2 separate regions of the Homo sapiens genome follow, and region 1 is linked to region 2. Evidence: chromatin contacts called from ENCODE Hi-C or POLR2A ChIA-PET data. All regions are on one chromosome and are shown on one strand. The core of a region is the stretch at or near the end of the contact, and the rest is flanking DNA. Distances in the headings are between cores, read along the strand shown. Region 1 holds the start of LOC105369350 (a long non-coding RNA gene). Region 2 holds the start of SF3B2 (splicing factor 3b subunit 2).

Evidence for each region. Hi-C counts contacts between places; a loop is a spot of excess contacts on that map. ChIA-PET counts read pairs that join two places held with the same protein, here RNA polymerase II (POLR2A). Pooled maps may share reads with other maps.
Region 1: a pooled map shows a loop between it and region 2 (2.1-fold over the local background). The contact joins the enhancer-like site here to the promoter of SF3B2 in region 2. A Hi-C loop is called at or near these places in 1 of 37 single-sample maps with no recorded cell type and 3 of 50 pooled maps. POLR2A ChIA-PET finds 5 or more read pairs at or near these places in 2 of 52 experiments (HepG2 and PC-9).

The regions. Positions count from the first base shown.
Region 1 is chr11:65,939,293-65,945,856 of GRCh38, reverse strand. It overlaps LOC105369350 (a long non-coding RNA gene), which reads left to right and starts at 333. Exons shown (of 3, transcript XR_950212.3): 1 at 333-420. TSGA10IP (testis specific 10 interacting protein) reads right to left here and starts at 377. Exons shown (of 8, transcript NM_152762.3): 1 at 35-377. The coding sequence starts at 181. RefSeq lists a silencer at 4,146-4,369 and an enhancer at 4,340-4,839. Within about 2 kb of position 4,661, at least 4 of the 41 ENCODE cell types and tissues checked have a DNase peak (open chromatin) inside an H3K27ac peak, as active enhancers do.
Region 2 is chr11:66,047,250-66,053,958 of GRCh38, reverse strand. SF3B2 (splicing factor 3b subunit 2) reads right to left here and starts at 1,595. Exons shown (of 22, transcript NM_006842.3): 1 at 1,442-1,595; 2 at 1,240-1,286; 3 at 855-932. The coding sequence starts at 1,574. SNORD13F (small nucleolar RNA, C/D box 13F) reads right to left here and starts at 815; the gene lies at 731-815. GAL3ST3 (galactose-3-O-sulfotransferase 3) reads left to right here and starts at 4,798. Exons shown (of 3, transcript NM_033036.3): 1 at 4,798-4,948. RefSeq lists enhancers at 1,388-1,557, 2,178-2,227, 2,046-2,597 and a silencer at 1,768-1,977.

The DNA of each region.
Region 1 (6,564 bases), core at 3,412-5,911, 110 kb after region 2:
GCAGCTGGAAGTGTCCTCACTGGGCCTCCCTCACCTGCTTGTCCTGAGAGACGGTCGACAGCAGCTTGAGCAGCCCCGTTCTGGTTCCTGGAGCCTGGAGCCGCACGTCCTGCCCTGGTCGCACCGACGGGGTCCTAACCAACTGTTGGTAGGTATTTAGCATATCGGTGTCCTGCCCCATCCTGCCCCATCCCCCATCCGCACCGTAGAACTGCCTAACAGGCCATCTCTATGGCAACCAGTCCTCAGCCAGTCTCAATGGGTCTGGCAAAAAGCATGCTAGGAAGGGGTCAGTGGGGTATGTGAGGCCAATCTCCTTCTGGGAGAGAGTTCAGCAGGATGCCCAGGAGTCATTTAGCGCAGAGACCCAGGCCCAAGTCCTGCCTCTGCCTCATCCACAGGCTCCCCGTGTGACCTGGTGTAAGTCCCCTGTCCCTACTCTGCCTGTGTTTCCCCATCCATCTGTACAGGGGAGTCAGCCTGTCTCCTGTGCTGCCCCCCGGCCTGGCCGAGTCCCTGAAGGAGCCAAACTGAACTTTCACAAGATTTTATTTAAATCCTTGCACTCCCAGGCTGGGAGTGGTGGCTCACACCTGTAATCCCAGCACTTTGGGGGGCTGAGGCAGGTGGATCACTGGAGGTCAAGAGTTCAAGACCAGCCTGGCCAAAATGGCAAAACCCCATCTCTACCAAAAATGCAAAAAAGATTAGCCAGGCCTGGTGGCGCATGCCTGTAATCCCAGCTACTCAGGCTGAGGCACGAGAATCACTTGAACCCGGGAGGCAGAGGCTGCATCGACCCCAGATTGCACCACTGCACTCCAGCCAGGGCGACAGAGTGAGACTCTGTCTCAATAAAAAAGAAACAAATAAACAAATCTTTGCACTCCCAGCCCCAGCCAGGAAGTTGAATGCTGTGTCCAGGAGAGAGGCAGCAGGCCATTCAGAGCCTGGGCCCAGGCCCACCTGGCCATCTTCATAGGCCATGAGGTTCTGGAGGGAGTTACAACATTGAAAGCTTACCCCAGGCCGGGCAGTGGCTGTAATTCCAGCACTTTGGGAGGCCGAGGTGGGCGGATTGCCTGAGGTCAGGAGTTGGAGACCAGCCTGGCCAACATGGTGAAACCCCATCTCCCACCTGGATTGAAACTCTATCTCTACTAAAAATACAAAAATTAGCCGGGCATGGTGGTGGGCACCTGTAATCCCAGCTACTCGGGAGGCTGAGGCTCTCCCTCTCCGGGTTCTCTTGAACCCGGGAGGTGGAGGTTGCAGTGAGCCGAGGCCACACCAGTGTACTCCAGCCTGGGCGAAAGAGTGAGACTCCATCTCAAAAAAATATATTTTTTTAATATAAAAAAAGTAAAAGATCTTACCCCAAACTTCTAGCAGTGCTCAAAAGCCTTGGAATCTTAAGTCCCCATGGGACGCCTGGTGCTGACCACTGAGGCTTGCAGTACAGGGATGTGGTGCTGAGCTGAGGCCCTGGAGACGGACCAACTGGGCTGGAGGCCTGGTCTCACTAGCTCTGTGACCAACTCCCCACTCTGCAAAACTGGAATCACGGGCCCAGCTCATAGGTTTGTTGCAAGGACTACATGAAACCCCAAACGATGACATCGGTAAATGTTATTATTACTAACACTAGCTGGCCGTTCTTTTGAGGCAGCAGAGCATCATGGCTAAGAGCATAGAGGAAGCGCTTGGGTGCAAATCCCAGCTCCTCCACTTGTCCCGTACCCTCTCGGTGCCTGTTTTCTCATAGGCAATGGGGAGGGGATGGTTATAATCGGATCTACTCCCAGGGTAGTGGTAAGGATTAAATCACTATGCAGATACAAACAGAACATCCTCATGGCTCATGGGAACTGCTATGTTAGCATTGCTGTTATTCTTATTATCTTTTTTTTTTCTTTTTGTGATGGAGTCTTGCTCTGTTGCCCAGGCTGGAGTGCAGTGATGTGATCTCGGCTCACTGCAACCTCTGCCTCCTGGGTTCAAGCGATTCTCCCACCTCAGCCTCCCGGGTAACTAGGATTACAGGCATGTGCCACCATGCCCGGCTAATTTTTTGTATTTTTAGTAGAGAGAGGGTTTCACCATGTTGGCCAGGCTGGTCTTGAACTCCTGACCTCAAGTGATCCACCCACCTTGGCCTCCCAAAGTGCTGGGATTACAGGTGTGAGCCACTGCACCGGGCCGTGTTGCTGTTATTAATTAATCAATGATGTGGCCCCAGGGAAGCAGACTATCCTGGAAGATGCCATAGAGGCAGGATTTTTCTCAGACTGTGGCCCTGTGGCTCCTCTTCTGCTCTCAGACTCCATCCCAGTGGCACCTCACAATGAGCACATCCAATGTAAATATCCTAAATAGTGCTGCTCCGGGTGAAGCTCTTTTGCCACCCAAAATATGCAAACTCTTTTCTTTCTAGGGGGCTGCCATCCTTCTCCCACACCTGGGGCCCAGTGGAAGGCACATGTAGGCAGCTTCACTTTCAGAAACGGAGCCCCTTCCAGACCTCAACCCCAGGTGATTTCCTGGACAGTCCAGAACTCTGGGCCACTTTCTTCCTTGGCAGAGGGCAGGTCTGGGTTTCTCAGGTTGATATTCTCATGAGGTGCATACAGACCTCTTTCCTTTACCACACTCCCTCCCTAAGTGAGCTCATCCAGTCTGATGGCCTTAAAAGCCACCTGCTGCTTGCTTTCTGAGACAGAGTCTCACTCTGTCACCCCGGCTGGAGTGCAGTAGTGCCATTACAGCTCACTGCAGCCTCAACCTCCCAGGCTCAAGTGATCCTCCCACCTCAGCCACCCGAGTAGCTGGGACTACAGGTACGCGCCACTATGCCCGGCTAATTTTTATATTTTTTGGTAGAGATGGGGTTTTGCCATGTTGTCCAGGCTGGTCTTGAACTCCTGGCCTGCCTCGGCCTCCCAAAGCATTGGGATTACAGGCATGAGCCACTGCGCCAGGCCAGCACCTGCTGTTTTCCACCCGTCCCCAGGTTTACGTATCTCAGCCTGACCTCTCCCATACTTAAATATCCAGTGGCCCATCTGACATCCCCACTTGGATAAATAAGCATTTCAACTTGACATGCTGAAGGTCAGACTACTGGCCTGCCTCATCCCAGTCAGGGGCATGTCTGAGATTCCTGTTGCTCAGGTCAACGCCCTGGCATGATCCTTGACTCTTTCGTTTGACTCACATTCTGCCCCTAATGCCTTAGCAAACCCTACCAGCTCCACCTTTGAAATACATGCAGAATCCAGCACTTCTCCAAACCAACACCCTCTCTCTTCTGGATCATTTCAGTAACGCTTAATCTCCGGCTTTTGCTTATTTATTTATTTTTTATTGACATGGGAGCTCACTATATTTCCCAGGCTGGCCTCGAACTCCTGGCCTCAAGCCATCCACCTGCCTCAGCCTCCCAAAGTGCTGGGATTATGGGCGTGAGCCACCACACCCAACCTCCCGGTTTTTGCTTTTGTCCTGATACCATTCTCTACTCAGCAACCAGTGTGATTCTGTGAAGAATAGAGCCCAGCTGGACGCAGTGGCTCACACCTGTAATCCCAGCACTTTAGGAGGCTGAGGCAGGCGGATGGCTTGAGGCCAGGAGTTCGAGGCCAGCCTGAGCAACATGGCAAACCCCTTCTCTACAAAAAATAATACTAAAATTAGCCAGGTGTGGTGGAGTATGCCTGTGATCTCAGCTACTAGAGAAGTTAAGGTAGGAGGACCACTTGAGCCCAGGAGGCAGAATGAGCCCTGATTGCACCACTGCACTCCAGCCTGGGTAACAGAGCAAGACCTTAACTAAAAAAAAAAAACAAAAAAAAAAAAACAGAGTCCATCACGCCTGTGATGGGTCCTGGGTCTCGCTGAGTAAAAGGCAAAGTCCTTACTGGCCCACTAGGTCCTGCATGTTTCACAGGTGTTTGCTCACAAGTGCCACCATGATCCCTTCTCACTCCGATCCAACCACACTCTCCCTTCGGTACGCCAGCCAGTCTGCCCTAAGGCCCTTTGCACCGACTGTTTCTTCTTCCTGAAATGCTCTCTCCCCAGAATCCACATGGCTTACTCCTTCAGGACCTCTAGGTTTCTGCTAAAATGACACCTGCCAAAGAAGCCCTCCCTGCCCAGATCCCCTAAGTCCCTAATAGGCACCACCATTTGCTCTGCTTCTCTTATCACCGCTTCACACACATTCATTCATTTGCTGATTGCCTGCTCAGCGATGTGGCTCCGGCCGTCCTCCCACTCTCTCCTGCATCAGCAATGTCTCATCTCTCTGGCATCATTTCCATCAGCACTACTGTTCCTTCTTTCTTGACTCACTTCCCCTTCTTCAACACTGCCCCATTTCTGTGTTCCCTTTGCAGCAAAGCCTTCTGAAAGAGTTTTCACTGGGCAAGGTCAATTTCCCCCTTGCCTTTCTTTCTTGAACCCACTCCAGGCAGGCTGTCACCCCCACCACCCTGTGAGCCTGCACCTGCCAAAATCACCGATGCCTTCCCTCCCACTAACATGAGGTCAGTGGCCAGCTCTTCCCCAGCTCCTCTGCCAGTTCCTCCTCCTCTTGCAGGAGAGGGACAGCTGCCCCGTCTGTCTTCTTTGTCCACAGCTACTCTGTTGCCCAGGCTGGAGTGCAGTGGTGAGATCTTGACTCACCACAACTTCCGCCTCCCAGGTTCAAGTGATTCTCCTGCCTCAACCTCCGAAGTAGCTGGGACTACAGGCGCAAACCACCATGCCTGGCTAATTTTTGTATTTTTAGTAGAGACGGGGTTTCGCTATGTTGGCCAGGCTGGTCTCGAACTCCTAACCTCGTGATCCGCCCGCCTCGGCCTCCAAAGTGCTGAGATTACAGGCATGAGCCACCACGCCCGGCCACAGCTCCTCTTTTACTGGACTCACCAGGACCATGGTTTTGTGTTTTTGGGTTTTTGGTTGTTTTTTTTTTTTTTTGAGACAAGGTCTCACTCTGTCACCTAGACTGACTGGAGTGCAGTTGCGTGATCATGGCTCACTGCAGCCTCGACCTCCTGGGCTCAAGTGACACTCCCGCCTCAGCCTCCTGAGCAGCTGGAACTAAAGGTGTGCACCACCATGCCCAGCTGATTTTTTGTATTTTTTGTAGAGACAACGTCTAGCCATGTTGCACAGGCTGGTCTTGAACCCCTGGGCTCAAGAGATCTTCCTGCTTCAGACTCCCAAAGTGCTGGGATTACAGGCATGACAGGCTCATTTTAAATAAAATCTATCAGACAATGAACCCCACTTTTATCTGTAGTCCAGACATCTCCCTCAAGCTCAGAAGGTGAGTCCTGCCTCCCAAACTCGAATGACCCAGTCCACTGCTCCATCTAGGTGTCTAACAGGCATCTCACATTCAACAACTCTGAAACTGACTCCCTGACCCTCCCCACAGCCCTCTCCATCTTGGCCTAGTGACTATGCTATCCTTCTAGTTTCTCGAACCAAAAGCCTAGGCTTTTCTCTCTCTGAAATGCTATGTCCTATCCAACAGTTGTTCCTGATTTCAAAGTGCATTCAGAATCTGAACGCTTACCACCAGCTATTTGGAGCATTCTCAACATCCGTTGTCTTCTACATAGACTTTCTGCTTCTTCATGGTCAATTCCCAACCCAGCAGCCTGGGCCATTTTTTTTTTTTTTGAGATGGAGTCTCTTGTTCTGTCGTCCAGGCTGGAGTGCAGTGGCGCAATCTCGGCTCACTGCAAGCTCCGCCTCCTGGGTTGACGCCATTCTCCTGCCTCAGCCTCCCGAGTAGCTGGGACTACAGGCGCCCGCCACCATGCCCGGCTAATTTTTTGTATTTTTAGTAGAGGCGGGGTTTCACTGTGTTAGCCAGGATGGTCTCGATCTCCTGACCTCATGATCCACCCGCCTCTGCCTCCCAAAGTGCTGGGATTACAGGCGTAAGCCACCGAGCCCGGCCAGCTTGGGCCATTTTTTAAAGACTTCTGCTTAAAACCTGCAATGGGAGCCTGGAGTAGTGGCTCACGCCTGTAATCCCAGCACTTTGAGAGTCTGAGGCAGGAGGATGGCTTGAGCACCGGAGTTTGAGACCAGCCCAAGCAACATGGATAAACCCTGTCTCTACTTAAAATACAAAAAAATTAGCCGGGCATGGAGGTGCATGCCTGTAGTCCCAGCTACTCGGGAGGCTGAGATGGGAGAATTGCTTGAACCCAGGGGGTGGAGGCTGCAGTGAGCCAAGATCACACCACTGCACTCCAGCCTGGGCAACAGAATGAGACTGTCTCAAAAAATAAAATAAAATAAAATAAAATAAAATGAAATACAATACAATAAAATAATAAATACATGTACAGATAGAAAACATCTTTATTGGTTCTTCAGATAATAGAAGTAATATATGCACACTGTCAAAAATTTAAATATGACCAGGTGCAGTGGCTCACAGCTGTAATCCCAGCACTTTGGGAGGCTGAGGCAGGTGGATCACCTGAGGTCAGGAGTTCGAGACCAGCCTGGTCAACATGATGAAACCCCGTCTCAGCT
Region 2 (6,709 bases), core at 346-2,845:
ACCTGCCTTGGCCTCTCAAAGTGCTGGGATTACAGACATGAGCCACCACGCCCTGCCTCTTTTTTTTTTTTCCTATTTTTTGGTTTAATTTTATTTTATTGTAAGTTTTCGGGTACATGTGCAGTATGCGCAGGTTTGTTACATAGGTAAATGTGTGCTATGGTGGTTTGCTGCACCTATCAACCCACTGCCTAAGTATTAAGCCTGGCATGCATTAGCTATTTTTTCTGACACTCTCCCAGCCCCTCCCCCATCACCTCCCCCCTTTTTTTTTTAAAGAAGCAAAGTCTCATTCTGTCACCCAGGATGGAGTACATGGAGTACAGTGGCGCAACCAGAGCTCACTGCAGCCTCCAACCCCAGGGCTCCAGCAATCCTTGAGCCTCTTTATAGGGACTTTATAGGCGCGTGCCACCGTGCCCAGCTAATTTTTAAAATTTTTTGTAGTAACAGAGTCTCACTATGTTGCCCAGGCTGGTCTCGAACTCCTGGCTTCAAGCGATCGTCCCATCTAAGCATCCCGAAGTGGTGGGATTACAGGCATGCGCCACTGCACCCGGCCACAAGCTGCTTTTGGAGAAGCAGACAGTGGAAAAGGAGGCAAGTGTCAGCATCAAAGAGAGAACTGAAGAGCTCACAATTCTGTCATGGCAGTACCTCCCTGCCCAACAACTGCAAGTGAGAGGAAGGGCTACCCTGAACATATGGAATCTTTTTTTTTCCCCACTCAGGTCAGGCGAGTAATGTGCAAGGGTGTCACATCTCACACATGCACGTGAACACCCAATCATCATGCTCATGAACTACAAAAGGATCAGCAGATGGAATCTTAAAAAACAGAAGAATCTCCCTACCTGTGCCGACATGGGAGGTGGAGCGGCTTTGTCCCCATCTTCCCCTCTCAAAACCGGCCGATTCAGCACGATGCCAGTCTGCAAAAGAGAAAGGACTCTAGGTCAGTCCAAAACTAGCTGTTTCACTAAACGACGTTCGCTCCCAATTCATTCAACAAAACGTACCCAGTGCCTGTCTGCCAGCGCTCTGGCTGGGCACTGAAGAGGACCAAGATGGATACAAGAAATTACAACTAAGCTGGCAAAGGCAAGAACAAGCTAAAAAGGGCAAGCCTCCGCCTTGCTGTGCCGAGATAAAGAAAGAATGAAGACCGAGCCGTGATGGGGTATATAAGGTCTCCTGGAGAAGCTCGGCCTATCCTGACGTCCCGCCGCCAACACCTACCTGGCGGGTGTAGCTCTGCAGCCGCTCCACCAGCTCCTCGCGATTACCTGCAGGGCAAAGTACACGATCAATGGGGCAGGCCAGCCCGGCCAGGTCAGGCCCCAGCGGCCTGCCTCCGCCCCTCGCACCCGAGTCTCCCGGGTAACCAGGCTCCGCTTCTCCGCAGGCCCGTAAAGGCCCCTCGACTTCCTGTGTTCCTCACCCTGGATCGGAGCTCCGATCTCTGCCAACTTGGCCTGAAGCTCCTGGGCAGCCCAGGCGCCATAGTGGCCTGGAGGTGGCGGCGGCGGCAGCTGCAATTCTGCTTTGGGAGGCTCGGGATGCTCCGTCGCCATCTTAGCCGCAGGAAGGCGCGCGACCAACCCGGAAGCTGGGGCCAGCCTCAGGGCCCACTTGCCGGAACTTCCGGTGGCGCCGTATGCCACGTCCTCTCTGGTTGGGAGGCGACGCGCACTCAGGCACACCCGCTGCCGTGCGCTGGGCGACGGGATTCGCCGCAGACGCACCTTTCTCTAGTGGCCCCTCGGCGGTCTGGTCGCGAGGCCTCCTGGGAGTTGTAGTGCGCAGGTCTCGGTCTCTGCGGGCCCTGCGCGCCGCTACGGCCCCGAAGGCCGGCGGCGGGCCGGAGGGCGGGGCTGCGAGGAGGGCTGGCACTTCCCCGAGGGAGTGTTTTCTGCGCCTCACCTGCGGGAGCGAAGGCTCTCAAGCTTTCCGGCCCGGCCCTCCGGTCAGATCCTCGAACGCTTACGCTCCCAGGGAGTCCCGAGAGACTCATTTCCCCGGCGGCCCCGCGTTGCGGGCGCCAAGCGGGAGGCTGGAGCCGATGCCTGGGATAAAACAGTGTCTGATTGTCTGCCCGCCCACCCCCGGCCCAGGCCCGGATGAATGGGCTGAAAGGGGATCCAAGCCGGGAGAGCAGCAGGCCTGCCCGGGCTGAGCTCCAGCTGCCGACCTGGGGGAAGGGCGACTCTAAAGCCCCCTTTTCCACCTTCCAGGCCGGCTCAAATGTCGTCTTCTCCACTAAGCCTCCTCCCGCTTTCCTTTCCTTTCTTAGAGCTCCCATAATACGTTCGAATCTCCACCGTTTGTTAAGTCTTTCTTGCCCTTTCTTCCTACCTCTATCCCAAAAATGTGAGCAGGGACTTGATCATTTTCAGTCTCGCATCGCCTGGCGTTCAAGAGGCGCCCAATAAATGATTACTGGAAAAAAAGGAACAATGTTTCTGGTGAAAGCATTTGTGTCTTTTTTAGTCTCAAAAATAAACTCAGGCCCTTTTCCCTCAGCCGCACCTGCACTGGGGGCCCCACCTTGCCTCCCACTCCCCACCCCAACTCCCCTTGGCCTTTGGAGACAGAGGCAGAGACTGGCAGGGATTCTTGCCTGCCTAGCATCCACCTCTCCCTGTCCCACACCATCAATTCAGTTTCTCTCCCCACCTCTGCCACTAGCTCTGCCCTCTCACCAACAGCTAGCCTGTGTGTGTTTTTTATGTGTGTTGAGAAAGGGAGTGGGGAGACTCAAGTGAAATGGTCTCATTTTCCCCCTACACATCCCCTTCAGATCTTTTCTCCAGCTCCATTTTGCCAACTGCCCCCAGTGGAGAAGAAGCTGGGAACAGGGAAAAAAAAAGAATGGGGCACCAGGTCGGGGGAAGGTGAGGTTTGGGAGAGACAGGGAAAAGGACTGGGTTGAGAAAGGTTGGCTCACATCCTAGCACTGGGTGGGAAGTCCTCTTCCTCCTACCCAAACCTTGACCTTTCCCCTTTCCATCAATATCACTATGGGAGGCTCCTGCAGCCACACTCCCAGAGGAGAAGCCAAACCCGGAAAGGACAGTAACGAAGACAGAAAAACAGCGCCCTTCCCTCCAGCTTGTCAGCCCACTCAGGCAGAACCTTTCTAGCCCAAAGGAAGGCTCTTCTGCTCCCTGTAACTGGAGAGCCCAGGGCAGGTCATCTGAGGCTGAGGGCCCCAAGGCATGTGTAGGTGCTAGGGAAGGGGGCGGGGTCTCTGAGGCAGGATAAACTAAAGGCTGATGGAGTCTCATTTTATTTATTTATTTTTTATTTATTTATTTATTTTTTTTTTTTTTTGAGACAGAGTCTCAGTTGCCCAGGCTGGAGTGCAGTGGCTCTATCTGCGCTCACTGCAAGCTCCGCCTCCTGGGTTCACGCCATTCTCCTGCCTCAGCCTCCCGAGTAGCTGCGACTACAGGCGCCCGCCACCACGCCCAGCTAATTTATTTGTATTTTTTTTAGTAGAGACGGGGTTTCACCGCGTTAGCCAGGATGGTCTCGATCTCCTGACCTCGTGATCCGCCCGCCTCAGCCTCCCAAAGTGCTGGGATTACAGGCGTGAGCCACTGCACCCGGCCTGGAGTCTCATTTTATAACAGCCCTGGGAAGGAGGCAAGGTCTCAAGATCCTCCTCCCCCACGATATTGTACACAGCGGAAGATTGATGGGCAGAGAAGGTGACATGCCCAAGAGGCCAAACTGGGGCCACCAGCAGTCCTTCTGACTCTGAGAGTCCCTATTTCCTCCTCCTCAACCATAACAAGGACCCTCACACTATTTCCTATGTGGGCCTAGAAGGGCGTATCCAGCCCCTTCCAGTCCCACCTTTGGGTGGCTACCCAGCTCCAGGATCCTTGCTTTACCAGGCCCAGAGCAAAATAGAAAGCAGGTGTGCAGGCCAGCCACAGAACTCAGTGTAGGGCTCTTGATGTCTGGCATGGCTTTGGGAGGTGCTGCTGCCCAGCTCCCAGGTGATGGGAGCTGAGGACTAAGAAGTTCACATGGAGCCTTCGTGTGTATTATCTCTGCTACCTCAGAACAGCTTCCCATTTTACAGCTGGAAGCAATAGGGCTTAGGGAGTTGCCTCTTGACTCTGGGATTTAAGAGCAAACCAGGATTGAACTTGGGTTCTTTGATGCCTGGTGGCAGGTGCCTAGGCAGGGGTCCCAGCCTCACTATAGCTCTGGTCAGGAGTGAGTGGGTCTGGAGTCCTAGTGAGGAAAAATGGGTGAGCAGCCAGAAGCTACATCAGAGGGTATGGGGGACACGCTGGAAGGGAAGGGGGCATGTGGGCAGAGATGGGACCAGACAAGGCTGGAGCACTGCTTCTCTACTGGAGGAGGACAGAGGATGTGAGTACCTGCACGTGTACCAGCATCTGGCTCACCCAGAAGCCCACGTATGACCGGCGGTGCCCCAGAATACCCAGCAATGCAGGAGTATCCAGACACCTTCCCGGCCTCAGTTTCCCTGCCTGAGTGAGAGAAGGGAGCTGGCCACATTAGTGTCCAACTCTGCAAGGTTGCCAGAGTAAGACAACTGCATCTGAAGATGCCACCCAGAGACTGTTCACGGCAGCCAGCGGGCAAGCCAGGGAACCACCCCCCCTCCCCCGTCCCCCTTCCTTTCCCCTCTCTCCCCTCTCCCCTACTTGCTCGTGGCCTGGCCCCGCCCCTCGCCTTCCTCCGGTGTGCGATGGGGGGCGGGGGGCGGGGGGCGGGCAGAGCCGGGAGGAGCGAGCCTAGCGGACGCTGCCACCTGATCCCATCCAGGCGCTGAGAGGCAAGCCACCGGCACTCGGCGCGCAGGGCCCCGGGCACCCTCGGACCCCGTGCGGATTTCGAGACAAGGGTCCAGAGATAGCGGCGGCCGCCCCCAACCCGGGCCAGAGGCAGAGCCCAGGCGTGCGGTGTGAGTACTGCAGTGGCCGGCATGGGGTTGGAGGGGTGGGAGTGGACCAGACCGGGATGGGGGCCGAGAGGCGGGCGGGAGAGTGTCTTGGGGGCCTAGTGGTTGGAAAGCATGAGGAGGGGGGCGCTCTACCCCTGGAAAGTGGGAGAAGATAGGGTGAGCGGGCCAATCTGGCCTATCCCCTATGGTGATCAGATCCCACTGGCAGGATCCCTGGGGGATGCTGGGATGAAATTGAGGGAGTGGGAGGTATGGTGCGGGTGGGCAGTAATGGAGACAGGAGGATGGAGGGAATTCCAAGGCAGGGATGATGCGGGGGTGGATGAGAGAGAGAGGAGGCTGGGGGGCCAGGGGCAGACCTGGTGCAGGCTGGGGGGTGGGGGAGGAGGAAAAAGAGGGAGGTGGAAAGATTTGCTCTCCCAGGCCAGTACTTTGCAGACCCCCTCAGCCCTTCGCCCCTCCTCTGGAGCACCCTGGGTCAGCGTCCCTCAACACTGGGCTGTCCCATCCCTCAAGTCAGGACAGGATGGAGTCTCCGGGCCATCCAGCAGTCAGGTCCAAGTGGTCCAGTCCAGGGCACCCCTTCCTCTAAGTGCATCGGTTTCAGCTCTAGAGCTCAGAGGAGACAGAGGAGAAAGGGCTCCTTTAGGAGGGTGGGCACCCCGGCCCATTTTCAAAGCTTTGGTCGGCTCTACTATTTCTTTGGTTCCCTGGAGAAAAGCTAGCAATTTGCAAAACTGGGCAGCAGCGTGAGGTAGATTGTTCTGACTAAAATTAGCACTGACATTCTGATGAGCCTGGGCGTCCTGACCTGCCTGGGATAGCTGGGAGAACTCTCTCTATGGAGAAGACACCAGGCACAATGGGGAGTCGTGTGAAGCATCTGAGGGCAGGAGCCAGGGCCACTGCTCTAAAGCACAGCTCCAGCAGCACCATCATGCACCCCACACCAGCCAGAAAATCCGATGGAAACCCAGCCCAGTGGCCCCCTCCCTGAGAGGCACTGCCTTGGCCCCATCTCCAAAACAGGCATCTTGGAGTCAAATTGCCAAGGGAAGGCAGGCCTCCCACAGTGTCCGAGCAGCACCCTCTCTCAGGACCTGGAATGTTTAGCCTGGCCGAGTGCCCACCCAGAGGAGACAGGGTTACTGCTTCCAAATACCTGAAGGTCTGTCATGGAGAAAAATGTTCTATGTGCTCTAGGAGGGCAGCACTACCAAGAGTGCAGAATGGGAGGTGTAAGGGGCAGGCCGAAGCAGGTGCTACCACTGGCAGGGTAATCCTGGCTGTCCCGGAAAGAACCTGAACAAGCTGTAAGTTGCTCAGAAATGGACCAGGCTGTATCAGGAGGTGATGAACACCCTGTCATTGACAGTGGCCATACAGAAGCTGGTGCCCGCCTTCAGGGGCTGGTGTCCAGGGAATTCCTGCACTGAGGATGCCCTGTCCCCTGTCCCTAAGCAGGCCTCAGACTGGGGCCTGGCTAGCTCCCCAGAGCTCAGCCATGTAGGGAAGTGGGGAAAGGCCCAAGAGTGGGACAGAGGGGGATACCAGGCACCTGTCACTCTCTCTGTGCGGCCAGTAGAAGCTCTGCCCTCGGGAAAGGTCCCCCATAGCTAGGCTTGACTTCCTTGGCTGACCCTGAATCCTCTGAGAAATAGGGTGGTTTCTGCAAGTTTAGCAAAGGTGGATGTAGACTCCCCTCTTCCCATCTTGGGACACTTCTGTCTAATCACCAAGTTCTCTAAGCAGCAGGAGTGA